Regions from separate parts of the Homo sapiens genome. Here region 2 is linked to region 1. A link is a loop called in an ENCODE intact Hi-C map of the cell type or tissue named here. Cell type or tissue: GM12878. All regions are shown on one strand.

What was found. Hi-C counts contacts between places; a loop is a spot of excess contacts. Peaks named below come from ENCODE experiments on the same cell type or tissue, not always from the same donor. Only the 100,000 strongest peaks of a DNase experiment are listed, where the experiment ranks them.
Region 2: a loop joins it to region 1, with 4 times the contacts of the local background. A loop is called at or near these places in 1 of 110 quality-filtered maps.

Annotation. Positions count from the first base shown.
Region 1 is chr1:245,952,812-245,955,311 of GRCh38, reverse strand. The region is part of intron 5 of SMYD3 (SET and MYND domain containing 3); the gene reads left to right. Among named protein-coding and RNA genes, the nearest start is that of SMYD3-AS1, 150 kb to the left of the region's middle. In GM12878, no CTCF peak of the experiment used is centred here; DNase peaks (open chromatin) are centred at 721, 1,011 and 1,541; H3K4me3 peaks cover 2,054 bases; H3K27ac peaks cover 2,199 bases.
Region 2 is chr1:245,647,933-245,650,432 of GRCh38, reverse strand. All of the region lies in intron 10 of KIF26B (kinesin family member 26B), which reads right to left. Among named protein-coding and RNA genes, the nearest start is that of KIF26B-AS1, 410 kb to the right of the region's middle. RefSeq lists an enhancer at 1,425-1,938. In GM12878, a CTCF peak has its summit at 1,136 (motif pointing left); a DNase peak (open chromatin) is centred at 1,172; H3K4me3 peaks cover 1,336 bases; H3K27ac peaks cover 120 bases.

The DNA.
Region 1 (2,500 bases):
CATCCTGGCTAATGCGGTGAAACCCCGTCTCTACTAAAAAATACAAAAAAAAATTAGCCAGGTATGGCGGCGGGCACCTGTAGTCCCAGCTACTCAGGAGGCTGAGGCAGGAGAATGGCGTGAACCCGGGAGGCGGAACTTGCAGTGAGCTGAGATCGCGCCACTGCAGTCCAGCCTGGGCGACAGAGCGAGACTCAAACAAAAACAAAAACAAAACACCACATGGGCCCACAACCTGACTTGGGAATGACAGAGAAGCCAGGATAACTGAAATACGTGTTGGGTGCAGGGAAACACAGGATGGGAGTAGATTATAGGGGGCGTTTGATGTCACACGAGAGAATTTTGTCTTTATTCTGCAACTACTGGGTAGATCTCCTGTTTCTCTTTTGTAAAATCAAATCTGTTTTTAAAAAAGATTTATCTGATGACAATTTAAAGAATGGTTTGGAAAAAGACAGGGACCAGAGAGATTGACTTGGAAAGTTGCAAGTAAGAGATAATGAATACAGGAGACAAATACCTGCAGTGGAAACGGGAAGAAAGGGCTGAATGTGAGAGTGGCACAGAGATATGATTTGATTAGCACATGAATTTGGAATAAACTACCACTGTTTTAAAATTTAATTTGCGACAGTCTTGCTGTGTCACCAAGGCTGGACAGTGGCTGCAGTGGTGCTATATTGGCTCACTGCAACCCCTGCTTCCTGGGGGCTCAAGCGAGCCTTCCACCTCAGCTTCCTGAGTAGCTGTGACTGCTGGTGCCTGCCAGCATGCTCGGCTAATGTTTTAGCATTTTCTGTAGAGACAGGGTTTCACCATGTTGCCCAGGCTGGTCTCAAACATCTAGGCTCAAGTAATCTGCCCGCCTCAGTCTCCCAAAGTGCTAAGATTACAGGTGTGTGAGCCACCACACCTGGCCTACCACTTTCTTTATCGTCCCCTTTTCTTCCTGTTTTTCTTTGGCCTGTTCCTTACTGCCTCTGGCTCATCTTGATCTGCAATTTTATTGGTATAATTGCCATATTGACTCAGGAAACTAGCTACCAACTACATTTTAACTAGCATCTTTAAAACGCTTGTCTGAGAAAGAGTAACAATGTTTACTACAAGCATTTATACCAGGGCAAATGGTATAAGGACTAAGGAGAAATACACTTTTCCTAATTACAGTGTTGACCCCTTAGGACGCTGAGCATTTGTAATTTAATTACATCAGTGAGTTAATGTGGAAAAGTACCTGATACACTTCGTGTTAGTTTCATTTTGCTTCCAAGTATTACTTTCACTTTCTTCTTTAATTTTTTGAAGTAAAGAGGATTATCAGATTTAAACAAAGTTACACAAAATCCTTTTTAAAATTAAAATAATCATTGTTGAAAATCTTGCTGAAGTTCTGTTGTGTTTCTGTAGGTACAATGAGCTAAACACGTTTTAATCTTATTCAGCATTGAACATGCAGGCTTCATTTGTGAAAAGTCCTGTGTTTGTTTGAAGAACCAGGCACAAGAGTAATCACAGAACATACTTTTGAAAGTACATGTGGGGTTTTTGTTGTTGCTGCTGTTTATTTTTAAAAACTGAACCCTACTTGGCCAGGCACGGTGGCTCATGCCTGTGATCCCGGCACTTTGGGAGGACAAGGCTGGTGTATCATGAGGTCAGGAGTTCAAGATCAGCCTGGCCAAGATGGTGAAACCCTGTCTGTACTAAAAATACAAAAAATTAGCCAGACGTGGTGTCAGGCGCCTATAATCCCAGCTACTCAGGATGCTGAGGCAGAGAATTGCTTGAACCCAGGAGGCGGAGCTTGCAGTGAGCCGAGATCACACCACTGCACTCCAGCCTGGGTGACAGAGCGAGACTCTGTCTCAAAAACAAAACAAAACAAACTGAACCCTACTTTTAAGCCAGTTTACTTTATGTTTGCTTTTTCTCACTTTTTATTTTTTTCAGAGTTACATCCTAAAAAATGTTTTTAGTTAATTGAAAGATTTTGGTCTAGTTGGAGTTGATATATTAATGTGCAGTGAAGTTTCCCAATGTAGCAAATTTAAACTATGGAAGAAGAAGAAGAAAAGGTAATCTTGCTTTGTTTCTTTCTCCAGATATACTGATAATATATATTATGACCAAAGAGATCTAACTAGCTTCAATTCCTCTTTGGGGAAATAACACTTTACCCAAAGGTGTTTATTTTTATCACTTTCTGGAATGTTTTGGGGATTTCATGATCACATGCCGACCAAATTCCTTTTAGATTCTTAGAGCCTCCTGCTCAGCCTCTAATTGCCACCTACTCTGTCTGATAATTACCTTTCTGTTTGGAATCTAGTATTTTATGAAAACTAAAGATACTTGATCTTCACCTTGATATAGCATCTAGATACAGACTATCCCCTGCACAAGGAAACCTCAATGGGTAGAGGCTTTTGCAGAGACACAACCCTGTATGCACTTGAGGGTATGTGGGGAGTTCAGGCTCATCATTTTAGTATGC
Region 2 (2,500 bases), 300 kb after region 1:
TGACAGATCCTTGTGGCGGTTCTTCTGGGGGCCAACTCCTGTGGGATGTGCAACACTGGGTTTTGGCCTGAGAAGTCATTTCAACGCTTCTGCCTATTTTTTCTTATCCATTAAATGGGAAGATTCCTAGCACCTTGGTGCCCAAGAGCAGTAAGGAACAGCAAATGAATGTACCGAATAAAGAAAATTTGCAAATGCACTGTCAAAATGATCGAATGAGGGCAGGGTTCCCTGGAGGTGGAGGCTCTCAAAAATTAGAGAGTAATTTGTGCAGCCTGTCAGTGCAGAACTGACGAGGGGTTGGAGCCCTTGGTGGTCTCCCTGCCTTCCCTGCATGCTTTTCTGAATGGTGCCACCGTTGAGAACTGATTTATGGCGCCTGGACTGGCCGGCAAGCCTGTGCCATGTAATGTGCCTGTGCTGTGTAATGGCTGAGGTTGGAAACCTGCTCCACGCCTCCTGCATCTTCAAGGGCAATATCATTTGCAAAGTCAGAAGCATTCAGCGCACATGGAGGGTGCCTGTGGGAATGCCTGGGATGGGTAATGAATCCAAACTCACTTTCCAGCTTGCTCACATGACAAATAGCCTGGTAAGATGATGAAGAGGAATGAAGACAGGCTACAGCCCCTCTGTGCACATTGCAGCGAATTTCCCAGGAGCAAGCACAAGTAATGCAGGTTCCAAGTACAGAGTTGTCTGGGGAGACAAATGAAGAGGTAGTGGGGTGTCTGTGTTTTTTGGGGGGGGTGGGGGAAGGAAAGAGAATATGGAATTTGGTTTTCTATTTTTGTTCCCCCCGCCACCCTCCGTAAGTGAGCAGGAGGAGTAAGAGGAAACCTCAAGGGCAGGAAACTTCCACTTCTCTAAGGAACGCACTGCAAAGACAAGGCTTGACACCCTGAAGGTGTTTAGTATGCTAACAAAATGCTGCATAATGTGGCTTCAGAGCACTGACGGAATTGATCAAAGAAATCGGGGCTTTCCTGCTGTGCTGGGCTCCCCTGCCGTGCGCAGTGAAGGCAGCTCCGACATTTCGGGAGCTTGATGAGAAGTGGGCGTGGGTCTGCAGTGAGGCTGGGAACTGTCGAGGCCTCTGAAGCTGTGAGGAGCGAGGCAGTTTGATCCTGCCACCCACTGGCTGGGTGATTTGAGTAAACCTTTGCCTTATCTTCCTGTACCTCAAAAGAGGACAGTTTCTAGTTGATGAATCACTTTGTAAATGTACATTTGCAGATGCCAAATATTGAATCTAGGCCGTGGTCCAGACTCGGAGAAAACATTTCGGCAAGGGTCTTTTTAAGATCACGTACAATGAAGGGCATTAGGACACTGAGGGGTGACAGAACAAACGCACTGGCCAATGGATGTTTTGGGAAGGACAGCGCTGGCTGGATGGCCAGGGCCACCGTGTTTCCAGCACCAGGCAACCCAGCAAGGTCTCGATGAGTTGTGTTAGGCAGGGCAGGGCAAGGGCAGCTGGTGAGTCTGTACCCACGCCATCAACAGCTCAACCAGGCCACGGGACAGCTCCAGGATTGGGTCTTGTGCTGACACTGCATGGAAGCTAGTCTGCTTACTTGAGACACAGAAACACTTTAATGATCACTCTCTTGGTGCCAGAATAGAAGGAAGGGGACTCCTGGAATGAAGGCAGGCAGCTGTCTGCAGGGACTGGTGAGTGGAGATGTCTCCCAGGAGGGCAGGTAGCCAGTTGGTAGGGCCAGCATGTTAAAAATATGCTTAATTAACACGAAGCTTGAACGATTAATACAAACTTTCATTTATTTTTTTTTTTTTGAGACAGGGTCTCACTCTGTTGCCCAGGCTGGTGCAGTAGCGCAATCTCAACTCACTGCAGCCTCTGCCTCCTGGACTCAAGCCACCCTTCCACCTCAGCCTCCCAAGTAGCTGGGACTACAACCATGCAACACCATGCCCGGTTAATTTTTGTATTTTTTGTAGAGACAGGTTTTTGCCATGCTGCCCAGGCTGGTCTCAAGCAATCCTCCCGCCTCAGCCTCCCAAAGTGCCAGGAATATAGGTGTGAGCCACCACGCTGGGCCATAAAAACAATTTTTAATGTTTCCCTACTCATTTATAAAAAACCCAACTCTAACTAAAAGGAAGTTACTTTAAATTAAAAATAATTTCATGTTTACATGCATCTATCTTCCCGCCATCAATTCAACAACTATTTATAGAAATCATAAAAGCATGTCGCCCTGCAGAAACAGTGTAAAAGCTATAAGTAAGATATGTAATCAATGACCTCCTGCTAAGGTGCAATTTGGAATTTTATCTATATCATGATCTATGAAGTTCTGACATTAACAGACATGATTCTCATTTTATGGAAACCAGTGAGTGCTAGTACTCTTCCCTTCATCTCCAACTCCAACGGTTTCCCTCCCCTGCCCTTTCTCCCCACAAGCTGAATTTACTCAACTACAGAAATGACATCGAATGAAACTCTATAATTCTTCAACTCAGAATATTC